Linked DNA regions of Homo sapiens: all the other regions are linked to region 6. A link is a loop called in an ENCODE intact Hi-C map of the cell type or tissue named here. Cell type or tissue: mammary epithelial cell. All regions are shown on one strand. Region 1 has its middle 41 kb from the start of GPR78. Region 2 has its middle 9.2 kb from the start of HTRA3. Region 3 overlaps TRMT44 (tRNA methyltransferase 44 homolog). Region 4 has its middle 46 kb from the start of HMX1. Region 5 overlaps SH3TC1 (SH3 domain and tetratricopeptide repeats 1). Region 6 holds the start of CPZ (carboxypeptidase Z).

Evidence for each region. Peaks named below come from ENCODE experiments on the same cell type or tissue, not always from the same donor. Only the 100,000 strongest peaks of a DNase experiment are listed, where the experiment ranks them.
Region 1: a loop joins it to region 6, with 2.1 times the contacts of the local background. A loop is called at or near these places in 8 of 110 quality-filtered maps.
Region 2: it touches region 6 in a loop (10-fold over the local background); 52 of 110 quality-filtered maps call a loop at or near these places.
Region 3: a loop joins it to region 6, with 17 times the contacts of the local background. A loop is called at or near these places in 94 of 110 quality-filtered maps.
Region 4: a loop joins it to region 6, with 5 times the contacts of the local background. A loop is called at or near these places in 59 of 110 quality-filtered maps.
Region 5: a loop joins it to region 6, with 19 times the contacts of the local background. A loop is called at or near these places in 50 of 110 quality-filtered maps.

The regions. Positions count from the first base shown.
Region 1 is chr4:8,536,853-8,541,852 of GRCh38, reverse strand. No RefSeq gene overlaps it. Among named protein-coding and RNA genes, the nearest start is that of GPR78, 41 kb to the left of the region's middle. RefSeq lists enhancers at 1,407-1,566, 1,837-1,926. In mammary epithelial cell, a CTCF peak has its summit at 3,063; DNase peaks (open chromatin) are centred at 2,962 and 4,502.
Region 2 is chr4:8,258,074-8,263,073 of GRCh38, reverse strand. No RefSeq gene overlaps it. Among named protein-coding and RNA genes, the nearest start is that of HTRA3, 9.2 kb to the left of the region's middle. RefSeq lists an enhancer at 3,055-3,556. In mammary epithelial cell, a CTCF peak has its summit at 2,201; no DNase peak of the experiment used is centred here.
Region 3 is chr4:8,465,890-8,470,889 of GRCh38, reverse strand. TRMT44 (tRNA methyltransferase 44 homolog) reads right to left here. Exons shown (of 11, transcript NM_152544.3): 9 at 2,544-2,976. Among named protein-coding and RNA genes, the nearest start is that of TRMT44, 28 kb to the right of the region's middle. RefSeq lists an enhancer at 1,922-2,041. In mammary epithelial cell, a CTCF peak has its summit at 1,950 (motif pointing left); no DNase peak of the experiment used is centred here.
Region 4 is chr4:8,915,348-8,920,347 of GRCh38, reverse strand. No RefSeq gene overlaps it. Among named protein-coding and RNA genes, the nearest start is that of HMX1, 46 kb to the right of the region's middle. In mammary epithelial cell, a CTCF peak has its summit at 2,165 (motif pointing right); no DNase peak of the experiment used is centred here.
Region 5 is chr4:8,239,511-8,244,510 of GRCh38, reverse strand. SH3TC1 (SH3 domain and tetratricopeptide repeats 1) reads right to left here. Exons shown (of 18, transcript NM_018986.5): 18 at 3,408-3,813. The coding sequence ends at 3,556. Among named protein-coding and RNA genes, the nearest start is that of HTRA3, 28 kb to the left of the region's middle. RefSeq lists a silencer at 2,044-2,173 and enhancers at 1,890-2,451, 4,921-5,000. In mammary epithelial cell, a CTCF peak has its summit at 2,166 (motif pointing left); no DNase peak of the experiment used is centred here.
Region 6 is chr4:8,592,523-8,597,522 of GRCh38, reverse strand. CPZ (carboxypeptidase Z) reads right to left here and starts at 4,758. Exons shown (of 11, transcript NM_001014447.3): 1 at 4,602-4,758. The coding sequence starts at 4,689. RefSeq lists an enhancer at 3,081-3,755. In mammary epithelial cell, a CTCF peak has its summit at 2,914 (motif pointing right); no DNase peak of the experiment used is centred here; H3K27me3 peaks cover 572 bases.

The DNA.
Region 1 (5,000 bases), 56 kb after region 6:
AGTGTAAGAATGAATGGATGAGGCCATCTGTCATGCTTCCCTTTTCATTCCCAACACTCCCCCTTTTCTATGACCCCATAAAAGTGAGCTCTGGCCAGGCACAGTGGCTCATGCCTATAATCTCAACACTTTGGGAGGTCAAGTCAGGAGGATCACTTGAGCCCAGTAGTTCAAGACCAGGCCTGGGCAACATGGCAAAACCCCATCTCCACAAAAAATACAAAACTTAGCCTGGTGTGGTGTGTACCTGTGGTCCCAGCTACTTGGGAGCCTGAGGTGGGAGGATCACTTGAGCCTGGGATTTGAGGTTGCAGTGAGCTGTGATCACACCACGGCACTCCAGCCTGAGTCACAGAGTGAGACCTCTTCTCAAAAATAAAAAATAAGAGCCCTGTATCATTTTTGTGCTCCAACCTCACAAAATAGAGGCAGGGACCTGAGTCCATGTGAACCGGCATATTGGGAAGACAGCTCTCAGATGGGCAGGGTTACTGGATGAGGGGTGATTTGTACCCCAAGTCACTGCAGTGGGTGCTCAAAAGTGGGCTTTCGAATGGGTGATCCTTGAGCTGAGGGCCACAGCGTGACGCAGTCTCTGGAGTGGGGTGCTGGAGTCTCTGGCAGCCTAGGATGGCAGGCGACTCAAGCTGAAGACCCCGAGCAAGGAGTCGGGGCCGGGCACCTGGGCAGGCCCTCCCCACCCCGTGCCTCAGCTTCCCTGCTGTAAGGGGTGGCTTCAGCCAGGGGACTTTGAGTGAATGGGGGCCCAAATGTCACCATCTTTGGAAAAAGCTCTTAGCACAATTAATTTAAGGATCTTGAGATGAGATCCTGCTGAATTGTCCAAGTGAGCCCTAAATCCAGTGGCCAGTGCCACTGAGTCCAGGGCCCAACTGGGGAAGATGCTTGGAGAAGAGAAGCAGGCCCGCAGTGGGGAGGCCCTGGGAACCCACAGGCGGAGTACAGGGATGCGGCCACAAGCCGGGGAATGCCTGGGGCCGCCAGAGGCTGGGAGAGGCGTGAAATGGATTTTCCTGAAGGCCTCTACAATGAACCAACCCAGCTGGCAGCTGGATCCCAGACTTCCGGCCCCCAGAACACACATCTGCTGTTTGAAGCCACTCTGGTGGTGTTTTGTTCGGCAGCCTAGAAACGTGGTCCAGATGCTATCAAGTCTGAAATTCTGGGCTTCTGTACCTTAGAAAGGGACAGATGGATCACACGGGGGAGGTGACACACATGGTGCCCACAGCCCCAGGCCCCGCCCCTGCCCCACCGGAACCTCTCTGTGCCTCAGTTTCCTCCTCTGTAAGACGGGGATAATAGCCACCATCTTTCCCAGGGCTGCTGAGAGGATTGTGCAAGAAGGCGCAGGACTCTGAGAACTCCTGGCATTCTGTAACCGGCTGTTACTGTGTTGTTTTTTCTTGTTTGGGAGCAGAGAGATGGATGTGCTGACTCTGAAACCAAATAAAACCACAGAGGCAGAGGCCTTCATCGCAGGCGAGGAGTGCGACGGCATGTTCAGGATCCAACATTGAGTTAAAGGGAAGCAAGAAGCGAGACAGCCACCCAGGCCGCCCCGGCTTCCTGGTCCTGTGTGTGCACGAGCTGAGCTCATGGGAGTGTGGGTGTCTCTATGCCTCTGCATACCCAGAGACAGGGCAGGAAGTTACTTTCTCTTTGAAAGGCAATTCATACTCTCCTCACAGTGTTTTTCTGTAGTTTCCAAATATCTGACAGTAAATGAGCATTATTTTGAATGTAGGAAAAGCCCCCTCAATCAAACATTATCAATGAGCCTGTTCTTGTAAGAGCAGAGAGAATTTTCCATGTGGCAGCAAATCTCACTGGGAAATCCCCAGCATCTCTAGGTGGATGCGGTATGCCCCGGACACTCTTGAGAGTGGCAGAGTGATGTGCACTGGGCTAGTGAGTCTGCTCTGCAGAACACTCGAGAGCAGGTGATGCCCCAAGAACCCAGCCTCATGGGACCCCAAAGCCTTCTCCTCACTTCCTTCTCCTCTGGTGAAAGAAAGACCGAGGTGCCAAGCAGGTGATGGCTCCTGTGCAATCCTACACATACTCCTTTGGTGCAAACAGGACTAGGGGCAGCTAGAAACCCCCGGGCACTAGGGCATCCCATGTCAGGCTTAAGGCAGCTCAGTCACTACCCTCTGTGTGCACAGAGGAGCTTGGCACTGGAGCTTGCCAGGGCTCTTCTGCAGTGGAACATTCACTGCTTCATCTTCATCCATCATCCACCCGTCACTGGTGATGCTGGGTCCCTTCCTGGGTGCTGGTGGCAAAAAGTGACCACAGGTGATCTCTGACCTCAAGGGGCTCCCATTGAGTAGGAGGGACAGATGGGGGACCCCTCAGTATAGCAAGGACACCGTGGTGCTGACGTGATGCTGGGGATGGCAGATGAGTGTGTCTCAGGCCGTAGACACTGTGTGGCACAGCTGCTGGTGGTCTGGGAGCCAGGACAGGTTGGAGCCGAATTTCAGCAAAGCCGCCAGGAATTGAATTCAGTGCTCATGACTTCACTCTGGGGCTCCTTCCAGCTCCCCTGGTGGCAGGGACCCAGAAGGAACTCACACCTATCAGGCCGGACTGCATGCCAGGCACGTCATACGTCATCCTTTCTGATGCTCACGATGGCCCTGTACAGTTACCATGCCCCTCAGGGAAGTTAGAGAGAGGATCAAAGAGGTTCTGCAATGTGTGTGAAGTCCCACACCGCCAGCAAGTGGCCGTGCTGGGGTTGGAACCCATCTACACCACTGCGGAGCCCATGGCCATGTCCTGGAGCCATTCTTCCTTCTGTCTGGTCCCACCTGCTCTCAGTACCCATCTTATACATCCCCAGAAGTTTTGTTTTCATCAAACGTTGTCTTCAACTCATCCCATGACCCACTGGCAGAGGAAGACAGAGGCCTGAGTCACCAGTGAGCTGGCCACTTGGCACGGTTTGGCCACTGACTCACCTGTGTCCTTGAGCAAGCCACTTGCCTCTCTGGGGTGAGGATGAGGACTGGCGTGAGCACTCCCCCTTCTGCCTGCCCCACATCCAACCATATTTGCTGGGACCACAGACATCTCCTTGGGAACTCATCCCTTATCATCACCCACAGTCTTGATGAGATATCAGTGAGCCTCCACTGGCCTGGCTGGGAGGGGCACACAAAACTCCCCCTGGTCCCCCGTGCTCCCTCCCTGGAGCACAATCTGGAGGCAGAGAACACAGAACGCAGAAGTCACACTCCAGCCCTCCTGCCTCCCTGGGGCCCTGCTCTCACTCTGCTGTCTTCAGACCCTGGTCCCGCAGCATCTCCCTCGCCCCTGCAAGGGCTCCAAGTGCTCTCAGTACCTTCTTCGTTGGCTCCAGTCGGCCAGGGTCAGCTTCCGTTACTTGTAAGTGAAGAACTCTGATGGGCCCAAGGGACTAAGGTTGTTTCTGGATCTCAACTTCCTCACTCAAGAACTTCAGGTGGCTTCCCACTGCCCTCGGATCAGACCCAACCTGGCCTCAGATTCCCCACTTCTGTCCCCACTGCTGCTCAAGCTGCATCCTCACCCCACGCCTGACTGCAGACCTGCCCTGCATGCGCCCTGGATGCCGCCCTCTGCTCTCACCACCACGTCTTCTCTCCCTGGGCCTCCCAAATCTAGTCCATCCCAGGAGGCCAGGGCTGTAAACCCAGGGTTTTGTCTTCCCCATTTCCATCCCACAAGGCCTTGGGGGAAGGTTTGTCCTGAGGTTTGCCAGATTAAAGGCAATAAAGAGCCAGTCTGAGCAAGAAGAGGCCTTTTCTGGGGTCTCTGGAACATTCCTCCTGGTATCCAGAAACACGTGGCTAATGATGCTGACACCCAGGCAGGGCTTGGCCCTGGGCAATTGGGCCGGGGTCTGATCCACAATGACCTCCAGCTCAGGGGACATGTCACCTGAGAATTTGCCCTTCCTACAAGCCAAGACCCCACCTCACCCCACCTGCCGAGGTTCTCTCAGCTCCCCTGACAGCTTCCTTCTATCAGGAAAAGACAGGTCTTCAGCCCCTAGGAGGTTCTCAGCTCCCAGCCCCGCTGACAGCCTTCTCCTATTAGGAAAGAACATGTCTTCAGGCCCTAGGAGGGTCTCAGCTCCCCTTTCCCCTGACAGCCTTCTCCTATCAGGAAAGAACATGTCTTCAGGCCCTAGGAGGGTCTCAGCTCCCCTTTCCCCTGACAGCCTTCTCCTATCAGGAAAGAACATGTCTTCAGGCCCTAGGAGGGTCTCAGCTCCCAGATCCCATGCCTGACTAAGAGCAGTGGCGATGGAGCATGGGGCGTGACAAAAGGTCTGCAGGTGGACAGACAGAATGAATGGAGGGGCTGGAAGCAGGCAGCCTGGTTCCTGGTCCAGGAGTCTCTGTGAAACCATTGCCACTGACCTCCTCACTCTGCCACTTTCACTTTTCGATTGAGTCATTCCGCAGTTTGAACGTGTGCCAGACTTCAGCAATCACAGGAAGGATGAGAGCTCTTCTTGGCCCCAACTCTCCCTTTGTCCTCTGCAACCGATTACATTACACTCGGCTCGGCTAAACCAACCTGAGCAAGCGTGGGAAGGGTGGGTGGATGGTCAGTGTTCTGGAAGGATCTCCCGAGAGTCAGCAGAGCTGAGCTAAGGCCCCAGCTCCACCAGCACAAGCAGATCTCCCAGGCAGCTGTGCTGCCTCTGCGTCCCAGGAATACCTGTACTTTCCTGCCTCTCAGCCTTTGCTCAGGCTGGGCCTTCCACCAGACTGCCCTTCCTGTCTCCATCACTGGACCTTTCCTAGATATGAAACAGGTCCCGGCCAGAGGTGATGGCCCCTCCTCCCCTTCGTCCCCCAGTACTTGTGTGTGCCAGAAAGACCTGGATGGAGAAGGGGACTTGATCTTATAACATGGGGCCAGACAACTGATGTCCTTTCCTTGATCCTACAGCAAATCTGGGACAAAAATTCTATTAC
Region 2 (5,000 bases), 330 kb after region 6:
TGCCTGTCCTGTGGGCTGCATGAGGCCTGACGAGCAGCCTGGGTCAGCAGGGGCTGGTGGGAGTCAGTGCAGGGACGGAGCCGAGGGTCTGGGAGGCGGGATCACCTGCTCAGGGTCACAGCGGGATGGCAGAAGGGCGGGGCTGACCCTGGGGCCCTGGACTCCTGCCGGAGTGCCCGTAACCCTGGGCCCTGTTGCCCTGGACTGGATGCAGGTTTGGCTGGAATTCTCTTCCCAGGCCCAGCTGTGGGTGCTGCTGGTGGCATTGACCATGCCACCCGCCAGCACTTGCATGTCCTAAACGTCCCACTGCTGGGAATAGGCGTGGCAGGGACAGGCCAGGACAGAGGGAAGGCCTCGAATCGCTCTTTCTGGCCAAGTGTGGGGCAGCAGCGGGTGGTGAAAGCGGGGGTGGGTGGGCTAGAGTGGGGTCAGGCCCAGGGTGCAGGCCCTGGCAAAGGTTTGGATGTGACACCAAGTGTGGCAGGGGTGCTGGGGGCTGCATGGGTGGAGAGGCAAGGACGGGGTGGGGAGCAGCTGGGGTCGAGAGAGGAGGTGGCCCCGCCAGGGTTGTGTCCGCAGAGGGCACTTTTGTGGCATCTGGATGTGCAGAGACATTGTCCCCTTAATCTTCAATATCTCCGTATGGATATGTACGATGACAAACCCTTCAAGAGGTGACACTCAGCGGCTGTGGAGGAGCCCCTGGGCAGGCCCGGAGGGTGGACAAGAGTGTGTTCCTGCTTCCTGCAGGGCTGCGGTATGCTCCCTCCAGCTGTGGCAAGGACCCCTATAATTTTCCTGCAGTTGGCAGGAAGCTCCAGCCATGCAGCCGCGGTGGATTCCCTGCCCCCAAAGGGGCCCCCCTGCTTCACCCCTGCCCCATCTGTGGGTCTCTGGGTCAGCACAGACCTTGTGGTATCTTTGTGCAGGCTGAGCACTTCCACTCCTGCTACAGCCACTGGTGGTCAGTGACGTCACCCCCGAGGCGTCCGCTTCCCGGCACCCCTGCCCGCAGGCCTGGCCCTGGCGGTGGAGTAGAGGGCTCTGGAGCCTCCCCCCTCCATCTGCTGTGGCTCACCGGTTCCCCAGGCTCCTGCAGCGACATGCCGGCCTTCTCCAGCCTGCAGGCCTTCGCCCTGCAGTGCCCTTTCCACTTCCGTGGATTCTTCCTCCTGTCAATATCCAGGTTAGGCGTCGCTGCCCCCAGGCCGGGGAGGCCCTGGTTCTGGACGAACACTGCCCCTGGGCTTCCCCTACGAGGCATGCGGCCTGGACTAAAGCTGGTGACATTGTCAGTGAAGGCTAAATCCATATTTTCTTTGAGCTCTGCTGGCAGGAGTCTTGGTTCCCATGGCAGGAGTGCTTCCAACAGGGGCCACAGAAATGGCCCCATCAATCAGAAGACGAACCTGCCACCTGGCCAGTTGGGCCCCTCGTTCTGCTGAACAAATGGGCCCAGAGGGTGATTCCACAGGCTGGGGCGATGGCTCCTGATTCCCTGGGTAGAAATCGGGGGGGGGGGCAGTTGCTACTGCACAGTGAAGCAGGGAGGGCCACGTCTGGGAACCGGGGATTTCCTGCCGTGCCTCTTTGTACTCACATGTTCGGTGAGAAAAGTTAATGAAAATGTAGCACAAATTCAAAGAAAGGTGGGACCCCAGAAACTCAGACCCTTCAGAAATAGGTGCTCGGCTGTGTCCATGAGCAGTGCGTTTCGCCACAGCGATTGGAGGGATAGTCCACGGAATGACTGGAAGGATGGCGTCCACGCACTTGGCCCCTCAGGCCTCGGTCTGGGTGGAGTGAGGGTCCCTCAACGTGCACCTGCCTTGTATCCCTGTCAGGAAGTAGCAGCGGCTCAGATGCAGGCACCATGAGAGAAGCCACGTGGACGCATGGACAATCCTGAGAGCATCTTCAGGAGCAAGCCCCCACCTCACCCCATCCGGGCTTCTCTGACCCCAGGCTGGGTGCCTTACAGAATGGGGAGTGGGGGAGGTGGCCAGAGAGAGAGAGAGATTCCAGAGCCACCGAGAGCTGAGTGTCCCTGTGCACCCAGGCCCAGCAGCTCCCGGAATCTACCCCGAGGAAATGTAATCAAGGCTGCTCGCAAGTGCTCAGCGGCAGGAAGCTCCCCCGGCAGGTTTACAAGGCCGGAGAACTGGAACCACTTCAGCGCCTGGTGGGGATGTTTGAGGAAGCTCTGTCGACTGTCTCTCCCTTTCTGCCTCTGGCTCATTCTCAAGTTGGGAAAAATAACGATTACTTTTATGCAACTGTTTATTATTAGTAGCATTATTAGTCATCGTCTATCGTAACAAAAAGTGCACATTCTCATGCCAGGCACAGTGGCTCATGCCTGTAATTCCAGCACTTTGAGAGGCCGAGGCAGGTGGATCACTTGAGTCCAAGAGTTCGAGACCAGCCTGGGCAACATAGCGAGACCCTGTCTCTACTAAGAATACAAAAAGTTAGCCTGGTGTAGTGGCCATGCCCCTGTGGTCCTAGCTACTCTGGAGCCTGGAGGTCAAAGCTTCAGTGAGCCAAGATCACACCACTAAACTCCAGCCTGGGTGACAGAGTGAGACCCTGTCTAAAAAAAATAAACAACAAAAATATACATTCTCATTGTGGGTAATTTAAAAAGTAGCAGAGTATGCAAACATTTCAAAAGTCACCCGCTGTAGTAGGTGGGTTGCTGGCCCTGAGAAAGATACATCCATATCCCAGCCCCCAGGCGTTTTGCAAACACCATTTGACCATGTTTGCAAAAAGTGTCTTTGCAGATGTGATCAAGTTGAGATCATCCCGGATTAGCCAGAAGGCCCTGAGTTTACTGATGATCGTCCTTATGAGAGACACACGGAGGAGGAGCAGGAGAGGGAAGGAGGGCTCCGTGAAGACAGAGGTAGGGACTGGAGTGACATGGCCACAAGCCAAGGAACACCTAGAGCCACCAGGAACGGCAGAGGCAGGAGGATCCTCCCCCGGAGGCTTTGGGGGGCACACAGCCCTGCCCACACCTTGATTTAGGATTTCTGGCCTCCAGAGAACTGTGGGGGGGCACATTTCTGTTGCTTTAACCCACCACGTGTGGTCATTTGTCATGGCAGCCACCAAAAACCGCCCCAGGAAACTGCACCTGAATCTCCAGTCAGCATGGGGCCTTGTGACCTCCAGGCTGCTCTCCTGTGGACTTGAGTCTTGGGCTGTGTTTGTGTGTGTGTGGGCAAGTGTGTGTGTGAGTGTGCGTTACATAGTTAAGATCACACTAACAGACCTTGCAGTATCTTCCTTTTAAAAATCATAATTTCATGAGAGTGTTCTTTTTGTTAAATAATTTTTACAGGATATCCTTCTGATTTATTTTATAAAATGTGGAAGATACAGGCATATACATGCAAGGAATAAAAATTATATTTGGCCAGGAGCAGTGCCTCACGCCTGTAATCCCAGCACTTTGGGAGGCTGAGGTGGGTGGATCATGAGTTTGGGGGTTCAAGACCAGCCTGGCCAAGATTGTGAAACCCCGTCTCTACGAAAAATACAAAAATTATCTGGGCGTGGTGGTGGGCACCTGTAATCCCCACTACTCGAGAGGCTGAGGCAGAGAATTGCTTGAATCCAGGAGGCAGAGATTGCAGTGAGCTGAAATCGAGCCACTGCACTCTAGCCTGGGTGACAGAGTGAGACTCCGTCTCAAAAAAAAATTATATTTAATTATGCCAGTCAAAAATAATCATCATTTTTGTGTTTTTCTTCTAGATTTGCATACTGATCAAAACCCTCTTGGGAAATGTAAAATGGTACATCCACTGTGGAAAATGCTTTGGCAGTTTCTTAACAATCCAAAACACACACATGCGACCCAGCTCTTGGCTCCTGGGCGATTGTCCCAGGGAAATGAAGACACAGGTACACAAACACCTGTACAGAGCTGTTCACTGCAGCTTTATTTGTAACAGCCAGAAACTGTCAACAACCAGACATACTAGATGAGTTATTACACCGTCACAGACCACACTGTCCACCGTGGCCACAGCTCGGCTATAAAAAGGAGCAAACGGCTGATGGCCCAGCAAGGGGGCTGCACTGCAAACACATTACACTGAGGGGAAAAGCCAATCTCAGAACGTCACCTACTGCGTGACTCCATGTATATGATCTTGAATTGACAAACCCATAAGGATGAAGTTCAGATTTACAGTTGCTGTGGTGGGTGGGGAGGTGGGTCTGGCCACCACAGGGCAGCCGAGGGAGGGCTTTGTGGCGGCCACACTGCTGTGTCTTGACGGTGGTGGTGCTTACAGGAATCCATGCACGTGATAAAATGACACAGAACTAAGGACACGCATTGTACCCACATCAATTTCCTGGCTTCCATACTGTATTATAGTCACATAAGATCACTAGGGGAAGCTGGGGGAAGGGTGCATGAGACCTCTCTTCCTATCTTTGCAAAGTCTTGTAAATCTATAATTATTTCAAAAGAAAAATAAAAAGCACCTTCTGCCTGAAAGATGGAAACCACTCTGGGTATTTAAGACAGGTGATTAATTTAGGGTATTGGTCACACAGGTGATGGAGGGACAGAAAAGCCACTCAGAGGACACTGAGGCACAGAGCAGGGGGCTGTTACCCCACCAGGACTGGAGCAGCAGAGGCAGGAGGTGGGAATGCTGGAGCCCTGGGCTGGGGTTCCTTGGCTGGAGCTCAGGTCACAAAGGGAGTGTGTATTAGTCTGTTTTCACTCCTGATAAAGACATACCCGAGGCTGGGCAATTTACAAAGAAAGAGGTTTATTTGGACTTACAGTTCCATGTGGCTGGGGAACCCTCACAATCATGGCATAAGGCAAGGAAAAGCAAGTCACATCTTACATGGATGCCGGCAAGCAAAAAGAGCTAGTGCAGGAACCCTCCTCCCACTTACAATAACCATCAGATCTCATGAGACTCACTATCACGAGAACAGCATGAAAAAGACCTACCCCCATG
Region 3 (5,000 bases), 130 kb after region 6:
TAAGGTGGCACAGCCTGACAAGACGCAGCCCCACACATGCCCCATGCCCGCACAGGGCCAGGCGTCAGGTGATGCTGCCTGCTCTGGGTGGTCACCTCAAGCTCTTCTCACTGGTGACCCATGAAGGGGGGTGGCTGTTTGGAGCCAGGGTTTCTCAGACTAAAGAAGGAAGGCCAAGCTGGCAAGCCTGGGGCCTGAGCCTTCCCAGTGGCTGCTCCAACCATGGGGCAGCCAGCCTGGCGCTACCGGCTCTAGGGTGGCCAGCAAGGCCATGCTAGGCACTAAAAAAAGGAACAGCACAGACACCACAGTGATGGTCTCTTTCCCATTCGAATTTCTGCTTTGAGAGCCTGCAGGTATTTCAAAATGCTCTAATCAGAAAACCTGGTGACATTAAAGTCATTTATTACCAAAACATCAAATTGGATATGAATGAAAGCTGGTTTTCCTGCATGTATTTGCCAGGAACTTCCTATCTGCCAGGTGCTGCACCTCACATCTTATCCACACCCTCCCAAGCTGCAGGAGAGCGGAGGAGACGGCGCCTGTCTGTATGCAGCTGAGCCTGTCAGACCCCTACGGATCAGGACACCACACTCCTGACCCAGGAGCCTGGTGCTGGCAGCCGCTGTCGCAGCTGCTGCGAGAATCCTGCCCACCCAGCCTGGCCAACCTTCTGAGTCCACCTCTCGGCTGTCTCAAATCCATTCTGAGAGGAGCGGGAGTGTTTTAAAAAAGATCACATATTGTCCCAGTCAGCCTTCCCTGTTGCCCCGGCTCTGGCCCAGCATGGACTCCATAACAGGGAATCTCACACTCAGCCATGGGTGCCTCCTGGCCTGGCATATCCGGCCTCTTGGTTTCTCATCCTTTGACGTGTGCGGTCTTGACTCCTAGCCAGGCAGGACTTGGAGCCTCTTGAGGGCAGGGCCCTTTCCTACCCTATTTCTCAGCAGTGTCCCACAGGGACAGACGCCGAGCTAGGATGGGTGAGGTCCTGGAGACAGAGCCACACATGGCCCACAGGCACAGAAACGCAGAGGTGCCTGCCTGAGGACAGGCTGGGTGGGGGCGACCAAAGGCCCTGAAGGCCGCCTGTGGGCGGGAGGGAGGCAGTGGGCTGAGAGGCCAAGGCCACGTGGAGAGTCCCTAACAAGCCCCAGACCCACGGACACCCATCTGGAGGGGACGGGGGTCCAGAGCCTGTTAGGTGCCCTGATTCCCAAGTTCCAAGGCGCAGGCAGGACTGAGCCCACCGCTCACCCATCCCCGCTCTCCATCTCCAGGTCTGTTCCTCCTTCCTCCTCACCCACCGAAAGCCGTCCATCCCAGGCACAGCTGACATCTGTGTGCCCGTCATCTCCTGGGAATTTAAAGGTCAAACTGCACTCAAGAACTGTCACTGTTTACTGCACGTGGGAACTTTCAGACCACACTGATGTCCCTGGGGCTCTGGGTCCCAGTTGCCTGTGGTGGGCTCCATGCTCTGCCAGCCTCAGCCTTCTTCCTCTGTGCTCCAGCCCCACCACAGCAGGGTGCCTTTAGTCAGCAGGGCCAACCCAGAGGCCCCACGGTGCCTGGTGGTTTGCAGCTAGTCGGCCCCATCAGCCACTGAGCCAGGGCCACTCTCGCCAGATGGCTAGAGGCTCTGCTGACCAGGTACCATCAGGTTCGAATGATTTCTGGAGGGGCCGTCTATGCTCCATGGCCCGGTCCCATCCCACGTACACATGGTACAAGAGGACAAAGGATGAAGAAGGAAACGGGTATGATTTTGTCCCAACATTCATAGGTGAGGAAAGCAAAGCCTGGAGAAGAAGGGTTTCCCTCAAATGCGCAGCCAGGCAGAAGTCACCGACGGAGGGGCCGGGAGGGGATGGGGCTCCGTGCTCTTCTCCAGTTCCCAAAACTGCAAGAGAAGCCAGGCGTTGGCTGCAGCTCTACACCACCCTCTGGCGGCCAAGCAGCATCCCTGCCCGGAAGGAGGCGAGGTCCTTACAGCCCTGGCTGGCTCTCTGAATGCCGTTAATTTCAACACACCACTCACCTGAGAACATAATTTCAGCACACCACTCACCCCATGAGAACAATCGATGTAATTTTCTCCTTTTGCCATGGATGATTGTTGTGTTTTGGGGATTTCAAAGAGAATTAAATTATCGAATCACAACAGCTCCAAATCTTACCACATACTCAAGGGGACAGTGCATTTTGCTTGCACTCAGTAACCTGTTTTCTCTTTGGATAATTTCTAGATTGAAAATGAGTAGTTCTAGCCCCTAAACCTGCATGTTTGGTAAAAGTTAATTAAGGGTCCAAACTCTGTCACTCCCTGGAAATAACAAAGTCCTTTATGTTTATAAGAGCTATTTGGAAAATTTTAAAGAATTTGCTTGAAGAGAGCCTATGCACCCACCATCAATGGCTTTTTCAAAGTGTGTAGTCACAGGGCCACACCATTTCATGTCGGTTCTGAAGACGTGAATTCCTGCCCTCAAGCCTGGGAGCGTGCTAGCCCCTCCCTAAGATGGTGGACAGCTTACCTCCCCCATTCCAGGTCTTCAAACTCCCATTTCGAGAACTTCTTGTGTTTAATTGCTTTCCACCTAACAGTAAATTCGCTACTTGCAAAACCACTTGGTCAATAAAATCTCGTGGCAGGGCGGCACAGTTCCTCACACGCTCAGCCTTTTCTCTGGGATGAAATCCAGGTAGCCAGGGTCCTTCAGCCTGGGGCCCTGCTCCATGCTCAGCGGCCCAGGCCCTGGTTACACACCCGACCCTGGCGTCCAGAGCTTGCTGACCGTCACAGTGACCAGCACTGCCAGCAGCAACCCAGCGTGGAGAAGGGGAAAGCTCCCAGCCAGGTGGGCTTACAGGGCAGCCCCGCCTGCTCTTAATGTACTGAGTCCTCTTTTCATCCACGGAAGCTTCTCTGGAGGAAGGGTATGTTCTGGATTTTCCAACGAGACAGACCTGCGTTTGAAGAAAGCAAAGCAAGTATTTTAGCTGGCTAGTCTATTTCAACGTTCTCCATGGAATTCTCTCATCCTGGAGTACAAATCACAAGTTTTCAATGTCTATCATGAAAAAATCCTGATTTAAAAAACTGACACCAGCCAGGTACGGTGGCTCACTCCTATCATCCTAGCATTTTGGGAGCCCAAGGCAGGCGGATCACTTGAGTTTCAGACCAGCCTGGCCAACATGGCAAAATCCCGTCTCTACTACAAATACAAAAATTAGCCGGGCGTGGTGGCCCTCACCTGTAGTCCCAGCTACTCAGGAGGCTGAGGCAGGAGGATCATTTGAACCCAGGAGGCAGAGGCCAGTGAGCCAAGATTGTGCCAATGCACTCCAGCCTGGGTGACAAGAGCAAAAACTCCATCTCAAAATAAATAAATCAATAAAAATAAATACAAAATAAAAACTGACACCAATATAAGTAACTTAAAAATTAAAAAAACAGTAAGAGCCCATGGTTCCCTCTCATCATTGTTAGATCTTGGACCTTCACAAGATCTAACAAAGGCGCCTAAACTCAAGAGTCCACACTCCTGGGCCCGGCAGCCGCACCGTCCTAGTTTCCCGCTGCCGCCCCTCATTCCACCCCTCGGCCGCCCGGCGGGGGCACATGCTGATGGTAACGCTGCAGAGTTGCAGAGTGCCCCAGGGGCTGGGAAGGGAGGCAGCTTTGTCCCCACCTTGCCAGAGCCAGCGAGTGCATACGGGGGCTGCGCAGAGGGCCTGGAGCCATAGAGGTGCTCCATGCGTGCTTGCCTCCCTTTGCCGCACACCCCGATGGAGGGTGCCCTTCAGACAGTCCCCTCCGGACAACCAGGCCCTGCCCAGCCCCAGCAAGGGCACCTCATTTCTGGGCTTCCTCTCCAGGCATCAACTACAAGGCCAGGCGCGGGTGATAAGGAAGCCGACCTCCTCACTACGTGACAGCCACACCTCTGCTCCCCAGCTCTTCCAGCGGGATTTTAAATTCTCAGTGCCTGTCACACACCCAGTCCCCACCAGACATGTGCTGTGTGTGAACTGCTTTAAAAATGACAAAGCACGTTCACATCCACTCTTACATTCGATCCCCAAACCTGCCAGTGATAAGAAAACTGAAGCTCAGAGAGATGAAGCGACAGTCCACGGTCTCTACCAATTAGTAATGGAGAAGCAAGTGCAAAAATCAAAGCCACGGGCTCCTCGGACCCGCCTAGAGGACCCAAACTTTAGCAGTTTCCCCAAATCAATTCTGAACTCAGAAGACCAAGACTTGCCAAAAACAGAGGACACAGAGGATGACGGGACGGTTCAGCAGCGAGTCCTAAGGTAACTTCCCACGGTAGCAGGGCAGTGACAGCGCCAGCGGCCCTGAGGCCTGTGCCACAAGCCAACGCTGCTCCTGGTGCACGGCTATGACGGCAGCCGGCCAGCGAGTGCCCACAACATGCCCTCCCCGCTGTGGGCTCTGAAGACATCATCCTGTCCAGCCCCCACAGAGACCCGGGCAGCCTCCTCCTGGTCTCACAGGTGAGGACAGGCTTAGCGGAGCTCCGCGATCAGCCCGAGTGCACCACGGGCAGCAGCAGAGCCGAGGCTTCACTCAGATCAGCTGGGCCCTTTCTTGCTAAGGCAGCCATCAAATTCTGTGGCCTGGACACGACGGGGTTATTTTTTAAAAGCACACTGTCTGCCAGCCACAGTCTTGTCAAATAAAGTTACCAGAGACATAGGTGAGCTGCTGTAAACACTTCCACGGTACTTTCAAAAGGTCAAGCCTTTGGAGCGGCAAGAGGGCATAAGTCTGCCCTGTCCACACAAAGGTCAGAGGCACAGTCCCACTGCTTACAGAAAGCCCCCGGGCCAACTTCTGCCCAAATGACATTTCAGGTGAATCTGAATGAACTAGGCCTTTAATGAGAAAATGGGAAATCACTGTGAACTTCTGAAACACACTTCAATCGCAGCCAATTATCTGCGACTTGAAGGAGCAGGAA
Region 4 (5,000 bases), 320 kb before region 6:
CTAGCCCTCTTGGAACGGTGGGAAGGACAAGGGAGCCCAAGCCCCAGATGGCCTGTCCCCACATCCTTGGAGCCAGCCTGGAGCTGGGACTCGGCCCTGGGCTGCACCTGCCCTTGTGATGGCCGTGGGCTCTCTGCAGCCAGGCCAGCTGCAGCCGCTCTCTGCTCTTTGGGGGACTTCACAGCACGCCCTCCTGGGAACAGCATTGCTGGGAAGTGCAGTGGCCCGGCCCGGGCTCGGTGGCCCAGGAGCTGCATGCCCCCCACTTCTCCTCCATGGCTTCTTCTCCCCTGAAAGAGACAGGCAGAGTTCTCTGCCAACCTCAGGCAGGGCCCATCTGATGTTGGTGCCAGTCTCAGCTCTGGCACTGTCCGTGGTATCATCCCACTCTCCCAGGCTCCCGATCGGTACAATGTACCAGTCACCCCCAATGGTGTCTGTGCAGGGGAGGGGCAGTGTCTCGAAGCGGAGCCCTTAGAGAGTGTCTTTGTGTGTTCGAGCTGCTGTAATAAAAGTAACACAGACTGTGGGGCTGAAGCAACAGACGTGGACATCCTCACAGCTCCGGAGGCTGGAAGGCCCAGGTCAAGGTGCTCACACAGTGGTGTCTGATGAGGCTCTCTGCTGTCTTGCTTGGTCCATGCTGTGTCCCCACGTGGTGGGAGGCCAGGGAGAGAGCACACACTCTGGTCTCTTCTTATAAAGGCACCGATCCTTCTATGAGGCCTTCCGTGGGATGAGATAATCACTTCCTGCAGTCCCCTCCTAACACTGGGGATCAGGGCTTCAACATAGAAATGGGGGGTGGGCAGCAGGCCGGGTGTGGTGGCTCACACCTATAGTCCCAGCACTTTGGGAGGCTGAGGCGGGGGTATCACTTGAGATCAGGCGTTTGAGACCAGCCTGACCAACATGGCAAAACCCCGTCTCTATTAAAAATACAAAAATTAGCCGGATGTGGTGCTGTGTGCCTGTAATCTCAGCTACTCAGGAGGCTGAGACGGGAGAATCACTTGAATCCAGGAGGCGGAGGTTGCAGTGAGTGGAGATTGCACCACTGCACAATCTGCCTGGGTGACAGAGCAAGACTCCATCTCGAAAGAAAGAGAGAGAAAGAAAGAATGAAAGAGAGAGAGAGGGAAAGAAAGAAAGAAAGAAAGAAAGAAAGAAAGAAAGAAAGAAAGAAAGAAAGAAAGAAAGAAAGAAGAAAGAAAGAAGGAAGAAAGAAAAAGAAAGAAGGAAAGAAAGAAAGAAGAAAGAAAGAAAGAAAGAAAGAAAGAAAGAAAGAGAAGAAAGAGAAAGGAAGGAAGGGAGGGAGGGAAAGAAAGAAGAAAGAAAGCAAGCAAGCAAGCAAGAAAGAAAGAAAGAGAAAGAAAGAAAAAGAAGAATGAGAAAGGAAGGGACGGAAGGAAAGAAAGAAAGAAGAAAGAAAGAAAGAAAGAAAGAAAGAAAGAAAGAAAGAAAGAAAGGAAGGAAGGAAGGAAGGAAGGAAGGAAGGAAGGAAGGAAGGAAGGAAGGAAGGAAAGAAAGAAAGAAAAAGAAAGAATAAAGGAATGAAGGAAGGAAAGAAGGAAGGAAGGAACTGGGGGGCCACAAACATTCAGTGCACAGCAGGTCACCTTCTAGTTAGGAGCAAGTCGATTTGCTTCTCTGAGCCTCAGTTTCCCCATCTGTAAAGTGAAGACACAGTGGTGTTACCCACATGGGTTGTGCGTGAGGATTAAATACCTGACTGCTTAGCAGGGTGCCTGCCCCGAAGGAAGCGCCCCTGTCTATTTCAGTTTGCTCTAAGCCCCAGGAAATAAGCAGGAGGCAGCAGAACCGCCCCTTTATACCCCAAGGCCCAACAGCCCAATGGTGTTTACCCCAAGTAAACCTTTGTTGTCCTAAAAGTCACTTGAGGCTAAGGTAAATAAGTACAGATAAAATACAGGAAGCCCAGGTAAAGATGAATTTCAGATAAACAAACACTGTTTAGTGTGAGTTTGTCCGGTGCAATATTTAGGACACATTCTAAAGAAATTACTCAACGTTCGTCTGAAATCTTCCTTTAACTGAGTGTCCCGTGGAGTTTGTATTTACTAAATATTCAGGTCGCAGGGTACCTCCACCTCTCGCGGGTTGCCTGCCCAGCTTTGGTCCTGGCACAGGTGCGATTTGGGGGTATGGCCACTGGGTGGCACCATTGTGCCACAGACAGGCCCTGCCTGCTTCTCTGGGCACTGCGGATGGGTGGGCTGGGCTCCCAGCCTTCTTCTGCACAGCCGCCTGGGCTTCCCTGCCACAGGGCACCTCATCTGAGCAGGGGGCCCTCCTGGGGCAGACGTCATCTCCTCCCGGGTCAGGTCAGTGCCAGAGGAACCCACGCCGCTGAGGAGCTGAGGGAGGGCACAGTCTCTGCCTTCCTCCTCATCTGTCCCTGCCTTTCTGTGCCCCTGCTCAGCTATCCCCAGGTCGGCCTGCCTGGGGGGTTTCTCTCTGTCTCTCTCTCTCTCTCTCTCTCTCTCTCTCTCTCTCTCTCTCTCTCTCTCTCTCCATTCAGCCTCAGTCCGCCTGGCACCTGCCCTGTGGCTCTCCCAGGCTGTGGCTGGAGCAGTCCTGGTCCCTCCCCATTCAAGGGATCCCAGAAGAGCGTCCAGCGGAGGGGCTGCTGATGGCTTTCTTGCAGTGGCTTAGCCCAGCCCTGAGCCTGGGGGCCTGCACACAGCAATACTCTGTGAATGTTCGTCGGTAGGACTGGGTCTGGGCCTGAGGCACAAGGGTCAGGAGCTGGAGTGTGGCAGGGAGGCCTCTCGCTCCATCCAAAGGCCCTGCTAAAAGTACCGACCAGTGCGTACTGCCTGATGTTCCACAGGTCCCCACTGTCCTGAGAAGCTCTGGGGCATTGCCGCAGCCTTGTCAGCGAGCTGTACATCTTAGGACACAGGGCCTTGTAGACAGCGGCAGCTGCCATCTCCAGAGTCCAGCCACCAGGCATAATCCGAGTGGGGACCCTGATAGTGCCAGGTGTGAACCCAACAGCTGGCTCTGTGCACCTCATTGTTCTGAACCCTTTACCTGCACTAACTCATGTCGTTCCCACCACAGATGTGAGGCAGGAGCTGTCGTCTCCATTCTGCATATGAAACCAGGCATGTGGGAGCTGAGTCCCTAACCCAAGGCCTCAGGCCAGTAGGTGGCTGAGCTGGGAACAGATGAATGAATGAATGAATGAATGAATGAATGATTTGTCCATATTGCTCAACCTGGGCAGAGAGATGCCCAGATATAGATATGATCCCCACTAGCCTAGATCCTAGAGATCATGGGGGAAAGACTGATCATGTGGCCTGGGTAAATGACCCCATGACTCAGTTTCCCTCTCTGCCCAACTGCAGTGAGCTGAGCTGTTTCCCAGGCTCAGTCACTGTGAAGTGCAGTGAACAGGAGCTGGCAAGAGGGTTTCCCAGCATCCCTCTGCAGTGTTCCCCTTTGGCCTTCCCTCTGCTTGGGACCCTTGAGCTCAGCCCAGGCCCAGATAGCAGGGGAGGGGGGCTCTGAGTGCACTCCAGGTGAGGGATCCCTTTGGGGCACCCCGCAGAGGCCACATCCCTTCCTGGTACCCAACTGGAAGGGTCCTGCCCACCTGCACTGCCAGACCTCCAGGAACCTCCAGGAAGCCTGCATGGGGAGAGATGGGGCCTGGATCACCTCCAGGCGGTTGGGCAGAGCCACTGTGGCCTTAAGTACCTGCATAAATCACTGCATTTACCACGCATTTCCTTGATGGGGTGTCAAGCTCGGAGACTGCAAGAGTCAGCATGAATAATTCAGGGCTGGGCTGTCTGTCCCCATCCAGAGGAAGAACTGCTGTGATGGAACTGGAACTGCACAGCACAGCGAGGCTGGCACAGGGGGTGGGGGCCGCTTGGACGAGCGCTCAGGGCAGTTCTGGCTTGAGAAAACTTGTCTGGCTGAGCCGAGCACACGGTCCCGGCTCACACCTTCAAGGACAGGCTGCTCACCACCCCAGGCAACCCACTTGATGACTGGACAGTGACCAGGGTCAGAGGGGGCTCCTGACCCTAAGAGGACACTTGCTCCCTGCACCCTCCCACACAGCCACAGCTCTCCAGGTCCTAAGAAGACCCCCCAGAAGCTGCTCTTCCCACGCCGATAGCCGGGGGCCTGCACCTGGTCACAGCTTGGGCAGAGACACAGGTGTTGCCCAAGAAACAGCAAGGTGGCATGAAGATTGGCATGGCGAGGCCTCGGCTGGAGGGGAGGGAGTGAGCTCCACAGGCCCCCTCTGTCCTGAGACACTCTAGGACATCACCGGAGCCTTGTCGGCTAGCTGCAGGTCTTAGGACACAGGGCGCTGTAGACAGCAGCAGCTGCCATCTCCAGAGTCCACCCACCAGACATAATCCAAGTGGGGACCCTGGTAGCGCCAGGTGGGCACCTGACAGCTGGCTCTGTGCACCCGACGGTTCCCTGATAGCACCAGGTGTGCACACGACAGCTGGCTCTGTGCACCCAGTGGTTCTGCTCACTGCTTCCCAGCCTAGTCCTCCTTCTCCCGTCCCCCACCCTCCATACCTTCCCGTCCTGGGTGTCCAAATCCCACTCACCAGGCAAGGTCACGAAGCCTGCTGAGCCTTCAACTTCCTTCCCCGTGGACCCTGGTCTCCCCTCCTCTGCCAGCCCCAGGCTGTGTAGGGGTGACCACCTGCCTCCTTGGGATGACTTCTGCCCACGGCTGCATCCCTGCCCCTCCTGGGGGGAGTCCTCGTCACAGCGTCTCCAGCACCCCACTAGGGCCCAGCACTCAGCAGGCACCCCCAAGTTCTCTGAACAGATGGAAGGAGCAATTGTGGGTGTCGTTCTGGTGTCTCTCTCGTCTCTCGAGTCAGTGTCCTGTAACAGCAACGGCCATGAGATTCTGCGAGCAGACAGAGGAAGACTCTGTATGGCAGCAACAGTAGCCCCCAGCCCGCCTTGTCTCTGTCCAGCCCCTGAGC
Region 5 (5,000 bases), 350 kb after region 6:
TCCAGGGACCCCAACAAGGAGTGTGATTTCAGCTGCAGTCCCAGGAGCACCTCTGGGAGGGCCTGGAACACTCCTGGAGTTCCCTGCACCTGCCTGAGGCAGTTTCTGCAGCCCATGCAGTGGGCGCTTGCTGAATGTGTGTGGGAAGGTGACTGAGTTAACCTGGGGATCATGGCCGCCTCCTTCTAAAATTGGGGCAGCTGGCTTCTGGGCTGCGAGACCACTGGCTGCGTAGAGCTGGGCACGTGCCCACTGGACATCTCTTCATCTCATGCCTACTTTGCTGAAGGGGGTTGTTGTTGCGGCGGTTGTTGCCCGGGAACCAGCCTCCGACGGGCAGAGCAGGGCTGGAGACCAGTGGGCTTAGGCCTTAGCCAGCCGAGCCCTGACCTCCACCCACCACAGAACAACGGGACTGGCTGCCTGGTTCTGCACACCAACTCTGTGCCCCTCGTTTCCCATGCATTCTCTCCTCACTCTTGGAACCTTGGGGTAGGCTTTGTCTTTGGTGACAGATGAAGAGACGAAGGGTCTGAGAGGTTAAGCAAGTTTGTTACTGGAAAGGGGTCCCGACCCAGACCCCAAGAGAGGGTTCTTGGATCTCACAGAAGAAAGAATTCGGGGCGAGTCCATAAAGTGAAAGCAAGTTTATTAGGAAAGAAAAGGAATAAAAGAATGGCTACTCTGGCCAGGCACAGTGGCTCACTCCTGTAATCCCATAACTTTGGGATGCCGAGGCAGGTGGATCACCTGAGGTGAGGAGTTCGAGACCAGCCTGGTCCGACACGGCAAAACCCTGTCTCTACTAAAATACAAAAAATTAGCTGGGCGTGGTGGCGGGTTCCTGTAATCCCAGCTACTAGAAAGGCTGAGGCAGGAGAATTGCTTGAACCTGGGAGGCGGAGGTTGTAGTGAGCCGACATCACGCTACTGCACTGCAGCCTGGGCAACAGAGCGAGACTCCATTTCAAAAAAAAAAAAAAAAGAATGGCTACTCCATAGGCAGAGCGGCCCCAAAGGCTGCTGGTTGCCCATTTTCATGGTTATTTCTTGATCATATGCTAAACAAGGGGTGAACTATTCATGAGTTTTCCAGGAAAAGGGTGGGCAATTCCCAGAACTGAGAGTTTCTCCCCTCCCTTTTGAGACCTTATAAGGTAACCTCCAGACGTTGTCATGGCATCTGTAAACTGTCATGGTGCTGGTGGGGGTGTCTTTTAGCAGCTAATGCATTCTAATTAGCATATAATGAGCCGTGAGGACAATCAGAGGTCACTCTCGTGGCCACCTTGGGTTTGGTGGGCTTTGGCCGGCTTCTTTACTGCAAACTGCTTTATCAGCAAGGTCTTCATGACCTGTATCTTGTGCGACCTCCTATCTCATCCTGGGACTAAGAATGCCTAACCTCCTGGGAATGCAGCCCGGCAGGTCTCAGCCTCACTTTACCCAGCCCCCATTCAAGATGGAGCTGCTCTGGTTCACATGTCTCTGACAAGTTGACCTGGGTTGAGTGTTCCATAGCGTGTGGTTGTTGGAGCTTTTCTTAGGAGTAAGAAGTATTGTTAGTAGGAAACAGGCCTCTATTGGCCCTGGGGCTGGCACTCTGCCCCAGTATGTCAGTCTCATTTTAGTGGTGACCAAACTGGGGCTCAGAGAAATCAACTCCCTCACCCCGAACCCCCAGACTGTGAGTGGTGGGCTGGGGTTTGAATGTGGGGCTTGAAGACCCACCGTTTCCTCTGGTCCCCCATGCTCTGCTGCCCGAGAGGAACAGGATCCCAGGATCCAGGCCCCTGATGGCACCAGCCAGGGTGGGTGGAAATGGGGAGGCACAGTCCCAAAGCCCCCAGGACTCTGAGGCAGGTCGGGGGCTGAGAGCAACCCGGAACTGCAGACCCCACCCCGAGAGGAATGGCTGCAGGCCCGGCCCGGCAGGCAGGAGGTCTGTGTCCTCAGTGACCGTGACGACGCTTCCCGCTGCTCCAGCCAGGCCGTGCCGTCTTCATGTTTCCAATCATGCGGCCTCCTCTCCAATTCCCAAGCCCAACCCACAGAGACAGCGGTCTGGGGTCAACATGAGGTTTGTCAGCAGCTCTGAGCCACTGCTTCCCTCCAGCCCCGCGGCGGGTTCTGGAAAGCTCTCTGCTGCCCCCTGGTGGGGAAGCTCGGGGCGGGGCAGGGCTCCGGCGGCAAGCATGGGGCTCCCCTGTAGCGCTCCCAGACCCTCCTGGCTCTGCCACCTCTGCTGGGTGGAAAACCAACCCAGGCCTGGACCAGCAGTGGGTGCCTGATTCCTTATTATCAGAGCTCCGCTCACTGGCAAGTCCCTCTTCGGACCCCAGGAGAGGGGCTTGGGGGATACCAAGGAGGGGTAACTGCTTAATGAGGACGGGAGGTTTCTTCTGGGGAGATGAATGCCTTTTGAAACTAGACGGTGTGGGTGGGTGCACAGCACTGTGAGTGCACAAATGCCACCACATTATTCACGTTGAAATAGTTAATTTCATGCGATGTGAATGTCACCTCATTTTAAAAGTGTTTAAAAGAGGGGCCTGGGAGAGTGCAGTGTTTGTGAGAATCACGTGGGGCACCCACAATCTCTGAACCTCGGTTTCCTTGCCGTAAACTGGCGAAGAGACCGTGTGAGCCGTGTTTCCTGGGGCCAAGAGATTCCAAGAAGGAAAACCTGGGATTCCTGGGGACTGAGATGAGGGCCGGGGGCCGGAAGGGGAGGGGTACATGGGGAGGGCTGAGGGGCAGCCCAGAAAAGGCTTTCAACACTGGGCAGCAGCGTCTACACAGGCAGAGATCCCTGCATCTCACTTCCCACAGGACTGACCAGTGGCTGGAGGTGGGACTGGTCAGGCTCAGCCCAGCCAAGTCTGGGACCAGAGGACACTTAGTGGGGGATCCCCTGGGCCACCCTCACCGCCCTGTGGCTCTCCTGACACCACAAGAGAGGTGCAGGAACTGACCTTGGGTCCTAATGGGGGCACCTTCCTGGCAGCAGGCCGGCAGGGTGGTGTGGTCAGCGCACTGGGCTCTGCGTCTGTGTGATGGTGGGCCAGACAGTTAACCTCTCTGTGTCTCTATTTCTTCACTGGCGAATGGGGGCACTAGCAGCCCCCACCTCCGCGCACAGTGGCCTGAGGATTAAAGGCAAGGGTGGCACAAGACCTACGGCAAAAGCTCCGAGCAGCTGCCCAGGGAGTTCCACCACCGTCTCCCCTCTGGCCGCCAACGAAACCCAGGCTCATGGTGACCTGGCACAGGTCTGTTGGACTCGGGGTCCTTCTCATACCCAAGATCAGGACATAGCAGCAGGGCTGCCCCCAGGGAAGGGAGCTGGCCCCTAGACACGCCCCAGGAAGCATACTAGGGAAGGATGCCCTGCTGACTTCAATAAGTTATTGCAAAAAAAAAACAAAACCCATTTATTGCTATTTGGCCCCTGCGTTCGTGCCTCCATTTGCCAGAAAATGAGCCACCGGCGACACCAGGAGAGGCAGGAGACCCCCAGCCCTTGCACAAAACCCACTCCCTTGGATGCTGTCCTCAGCGAGGGTGGCTGGGGGCCAACCAGGGGGCCCACCCGCAGAGTGGCAGAGGAGGCAGGTTGACCCTGCGGACGTTGAGCTCTGTGGCGAAGGTCCTGGCCTTCTGGTAGAAGAAGAGCGACTTCTCACGGTCCAGGAGGAAGTTGTGGTAGATGGTGGCCAGCCGCGTGTAGATCTTCAGCTGTGCCTTCTTGTTGCCCAGGTCCACGGCGGCTGCCAGCGCCAGCTGGTAGTACCCGGCTGCATCAAACGGGTCCTGAAGGGGACAGGCCATGCTCAGCAAAAGGGGGACTCGGAGCCAGTCTCCCCAGAGGCCGTTCCTGTGCCCAGGTCATTCCACATGTCCGGCCAATGCTGGCTCACCCCATGAGCCCCGAAGCCTGTGACACTGCTGTGGGCTCAGCTGCAGGAGGTGGAGACGGCCCTGGCACCCCCTGGAAGGATTCCTGATTGTCCCTACACCCCACTCACCCCGAGCCTCCTGTCCCAGCCCCACCCTCTCTGCAGGCAGTGGCTGCTTTCCCCGTGGGCTGAGGTTGGGGCGGATCCTGCCTGCTCTGAGAGTTCCATGCAGGACCCATGGCTCCCAGCCACAGCAGGGGCACAGTGTTGAGTGACCCAGGCTTCCCTCTGGCCCCTGTCCATGCTGACCATTTCCAGGCCCTCCATGGGCCGGGCCAGGTATAAAAGCATCTCCCAGGTGTCCTCTCTGGGAATCTTCCCTGAAATATTGACGGAGTGTGATGCCCCAGACATCCACTCCCATTTTCAATGCATCTGTGGCTCAAACTCACCATCCCTGGGTTGGGATGCCACTTCCCAGACCTCCTCCTTGACCCTCCCATCCCCCACCCAGCTTCTCCCCAGGCACCTCCTCCACATGGGGGTCACCCAAGGGACCTCTCTAAGACCCAAGCTTGGCCCATTCCCCTTTACCATCTCAAGATGGCTCCCAGGGCCAAGGACAAAGTCTAAGATGCAGCAGCCCATGCCCTCACGGCCCCGCCCCACACACAGGGCAGGGGTGCGAGAAGGGCCCGAGTCACATCACTGCTCATCCAACGCCCCCCAGCCCCACCGAACACTGGACTCTGTGCCGGGTGCATGGCTGAGCCTAACGTCCCTGCTCCTCTGGGGGACCTGGGAGTGAACACTGATCACACAGGGTGGCCAGGGCTGTGGCAGAGGCAAGCCCAGGAGCCTGTGGGGGCCCAGGAGGCCCCAGACTCAGCCTGGGGTGGGAGGCAAGGGCTTCCTGAAGCGGGTGGCATCCCAACTAAACAGGAAGGAGCCAGCCAAAGCATATGTGTCTCTGTGTGCATGTGCCTGTGTCCGTGTATGCCTGTGTGTGTGCACGTGCCTGTGTGCGTGTGCCTCTGTGCATTTGCGTGTGCATGTGCCTGTGTGTGTGCATGTCTGTGTGTGTGCCTGTGTGCATGTGCC
Region 6 (5,000 bases):
ACTGTCACGGGCCTGTGGGCGTGAGACTGTCCAGACACCCTCCCTGGCACCCTCACGTGACTCCCAGGCCTTCATGGTCCAGACAGAGCGTCCCCAGACTCCACCAATCTGCAGCATAAAGGAGGCATGACAGCTTGAACTTTAGGAAAAAAGGAATGAAAAAAAAGCTGGTCCGGGATTCTGCTTGAAATACTGTGCCCTCACCCCCCTGTCAGTGTGGCTAAAGACAACTGGGTGATGTTGGGAAGAGCAGATAAAAGGCTGGCATCCACACAGGGCCCTGTGTGAGCACCCATCCTGTGCAGGGCCCTGAGCGAGCACCGGTGTGCAAAGCTGGCCACCAGTGGGGCCACTCTGGCAGCAGGGTTTGCACTCAGCTGACCCGTGGTCTCATCCTGCACTGAGCTTGGACCGAGGCAGATGCTACAGCACAGTCAGCTCAAGGGTCAAGGTGATCTCAGCCCAGCACCCCTGCTCCACTCCCTGGGTACCCATCACAAGGCTCTGACGGTGCCCGGCTGGCACTGAGCGTGGCCTGGCCCTGAGCTGGCGAGCTTGGGTGAACCTGGAACTTTGTTTATTCACTCAGCAGACATGAGCGACTGGAAGAACTAACTTTGACTTGACCCTGGGAACTCTGCTGGCCTCAGGGAGCTACAAGGTGAGGTGTCCATCCCTGCACCTGCTCCTCCAAAGCCACCAAGCGCCCACACAAGTGACTGGACCATCACACAGGGACTGGACAGGCGATCCTTCCTGGCTTCCTGTGGCTTCCAGTCTCCCTTGTTCACAGATGAGGGCACTAAGACTCCAGGATGAACCACTGCCCGTGCCTCAGTTTCCTCATGTGTAGATTGGGATAAGGATCACGTCTACCTCATAGGGCTGTTGGAGGATCCATCAAGATTAATACAACAGGAGGGTGAGGTGCCCAGTGAATGCTCAACACACAGAGTCTTGGGGCATATCGTGGGCAGGAGCAGGACTATCCCCTGTGACCCCACAATAAGCCATGCAGCCCCATCGGGGTTTCCCAAGGGGCAGGAAGAGTGTCTGCTGGCTGGGTCACCCCCACTTCCACTGGCCGCCATGTGCAAGGCACAGAGAGGGGTGGGTTTGTTTGCCAGGGCTGCCCTAGCAAAGCGCCCACCATGCTTAGGTTAAATCAACAACAGCCGGGTGCAGTGGCCCACACCTGTAATCCCAGCACTTTGGGAGGCCTAGGCGGGTGAATCACGAGGTCAGGAGTTCAAGACCAGCCTGGCCAACATGGTGAAACCCCGTCTCTACTAAAAATACAAAAATTAGCCGGGCATGGTGGCACACACCTGTAGTCCCAGCTACTCGGGAGGCTGAGGTGGGAGAATCACTTGAACCTGGGAGGTGGAGGTTGCAGTGAGCCAAGATCACACCACTGCACTCCAGCCTGGGTGACAGAGAGACTCTATCTTGAAAAAAAAAAGCAACAACAGTTCAGAGCCCTGGAGGCTGGAAGGCTGGAAGTCTGCAGGTCTGCAGGGCCGCACTCCCTGTCAAGGCTCTAAGGGAAGAACTCTCCCGCCCCTCCCGGCTCCTGGTGGCCCCAGGTGCTCCTTGGCTCGTGGCCAGAGCACTCCAGTCCCTGCCTCTGTTGTCATGTGTGAACTTTGTCCCTGTGTCTGTCTCTGCCCAAATCTCCCTCTTCTTCTAGGGATACCAGTTATTGGCTTAGGGCCTGCCCTAATCCCGTGAGGCCTCATCTGAATCAGATTTCATCCACAAAGACCTTGTTTCCAAGTACGCTCCCATTCACAGGTGCCAGGGATTACATCATCAGTATGTCTTTTCTGGAAAACACAATTCTTCCCCCAACAATCAGCAAGCCCCAGTGGGTGCTGCTGTGGCCACAAGAGAGTCAGGATGGTCTGGGAGGAGCCCTCGGGGGCTGCAACTGCCCCAAGACCACACAGCTAGTCCCATGATGTGGCTGGGCCTTTGCCAGCTGCCTTGGCCTCCGTAGGCCTCTGGTTTTGCCCCTTACCACACGGGGGTGGGCCTGCTGACCCAAAGCCCACCCTCTGCCTCTCCCAGGCCGCACCTGCCCTGGCAGCCACAGAGCAAAGCCAGGACGACTGTGGCTGGTTAGGCTATTCACCATTGCTTCCCCACCCCAACCACCGTGGGACACAGACATCCCCGGATCCCCCTGCAGACTTGCAAACGCACAGTGGGGTGAAAGCCTATGCCCCTAGAAGGCTCTCAAGCCATGGTCTCCAGTACAGCAGCCACGAGCCACACGTGGCCACTGAGCCCTTCACATGTGGCAAGATCAAACCAATGTGTGCGATGTGTGAAATGCATACCAAATTTCAGACTTAGTACTAAAAACAGTGTGTTTCATTAATAATTTTTATATGAATGCCAAAATGCTGGAATATTTTGGACATATTGGGTTAAATAGAATCTGTTACAGGCCAGGCGTGGTGGCTCACGCCTGTAATCCCAGCACTTTGGGAGGCCAAGGCGGGTGGATCACGGGGTCAGGAGATCAAGACCATCCTGGCCAACACGGTGAAACCCTGTCTCTACTAAAACTACAAAAAATTAGTTGGGCGCGGTGGCAGATGCCTGTAGTCCCAGCTACTCGGGAGGCTGAGCCAGGAGAATGGCGTGAACCCGGGAGGTGGAGCTCGCAGTGAGCTGAGATTGCGCAACTGCACTCCAGCCTGGGCGACAGAGTGAGACTCCATCTCAAAAAAAAAAAAAAAGAATTTGTTATTAAAATCAGTTTCGCCTGTTTCTGTTACCTCATTAGTGTGGCTACTAGAAAATATAAAATTCTGTGCGTGGATGGCTTTGTGTTTCTGTTGGACAGCACTGGTCTGAAAGCGGCTTTTGAAATAGTTCTAAGCCTCTTAACCACGAGGTGGCAGCATTTCTTCAACAGGGGAGTGACAGCCCGTCAGTCCTCCCCCTCCTCAACTGACCAGTGGCTGTGCCTGGGTCAGGGATGAGACCTGAATGAGGTCAGAGAGGTCAGGCCATCTGCCCAGGTCACACAGCAGAGTTGAGGAGTCAGAATCTGAATCCCAGACCCTAGGACATGAAAATTACCTCCGTCCCCAGGCTCCAGTGAGGACAGGGAATCTTCCACCAGGGAAGGGTGAGGCAGAGAGGAGAGAGCACCAGGCTTGCTCTCAGCAAGACCCAGATGGCGAGACAGGGACATGGCAGCCCGGGGTGGGGGACCTGCACTGCAGGTGACCGGCTCTGCCCACTTCTGCCTGTGGGCTGGAAACGTCCTTGACTTCCACACTCGTCCATAAGAGGGGAGACTGGACTGGGGGATGAGTGATTTCTCCCAGAAACACTTGCCGATGCCACGGCTGTGCTCAGCACCTGCCAGGGACAGAGACCAGCCCATGCATCCTGCTGGGTGAGGACAGGGTGGTCTGTGCTGCCTGCGTGCAGAGGAGGAGGCTGCATTTCTTCCTGGGAAAGGGCAGGTCAGGAGAGCTTCCTGGAGGAGGGGGCTGTGGTCTCCAACAAGCCTATGATTCTAGATACTGTCTGGGCTCTCAGGGGCCAAGGGGAGGCCCACCCACAACACGGCACAAGCTCCAGCAGCACCCCACCTGCACACCTGCATGAGCACACACGCAGCGGGTAGAAAAGAGCCCAGAGGTAAGGCGAGGAGCAGAGGTGGGAGGAAAATCCAGGCATCAACAGGACGGAAAGGAAAAGTGTCGACACAGCGCACTGGGGTGGGGTATTGTGGTCCTGGCACATCCACTCGCAGGGCTCAGGCAGTTCTCAGGTATCCACAAACCCCAGAGAACAAGCGATTCAGAACCTGACACCCTGCACCCTTGAACCCACACACGGCCCCACTCCCGCAGGAGCCCAGATGTCTGCTTCTGATGAGAGTCCTGAGCACGGTTGGCTAGATGCACCCCCACACCTGGAGAGGCCGTGAGGCCAGACGGGAGCCCAGGATCCAGCCCCCAGCCTCTACCTTCCTGCTCCCCACCCCCGCTGCACACCCCTTGGGTGAGGTCGTGCGGGCAGACCTCCCAGAGGATCCCTGCGTCCATTCCCTCTCCGGGCCCCAGATCCCTCCAGGGGGCCCACGCCCCCTCCCAGCCCTTAGGGCCACTTCCGGAGACTTGCTGTCCACATCACAGCCCCAGCTGGGAGGGAGGGGTCAAGAGTTTGCCACAGCCCAGAGAGACTGTCCCGTTCCTGGAAAGACCCGGGGACCTTAGATGGCCTCTCACCCTGCAAAGTCCTGGCACCTGCTCCCTCGAACCCACCTGCAGGGCGCCCCTGCTGCTGTGTCCGACAGGAAAAAGATCTCACCCCCCGGCCCAGGCGTGGTGACCCTCTGCTGCCTGGGGTCCCGGCCTGGATGCCGTAGAGAGCCTCCCTGGTGTCCCCGTCCAGGGGAGAGGTCACACTACCAGTCCCAGGCCACATGCTGCCCACTTTGGAGACGTTCTCGCCAGGACCATAGGCGCGTGACCTACTGGAAGAAAGCTCCCGGGCCCCTGGGAAGCGACGGATCACACTCCCCAGAGGTTGCAGGGTGGAGGGTGGAGGGTGGGGGCAGGGGACGGCCTTACCGGCGGGGTTCCGCTCAAACTCGCACCCCGGCCGGGCAGCGGCGACGACCAGGACTGTAAGGAGCAGCAGCGGCAGCGGGGGCGGCATGGTGGGGCGGCGGACCTTGGACGGCCAGCGCAGTGATGTGGCACTCGGGCCGCGCGGGGCCGGGGCTCTGCGCTCGCTGGGCTCCCGCCCCCGGCGCAGGGAGGGCGCCCCAAACGCAAATGCCGGAGTCGGGTTACAGTGGGCAGCGCCAGAAGCTAGAGAGAGGATGCCGCTGGGGGAGGAGGAGGGGCAGGACAGCAGATAAAGGCCCCTGCCTGCCCCGGGCGGAGTGCCCCGCCCCGTCCAAGGGGCTCCCCGCCCCTCCTTGGGCCTCAGTTTCCCCATCTGCCACCTGAGTGCACTGTGGAGCT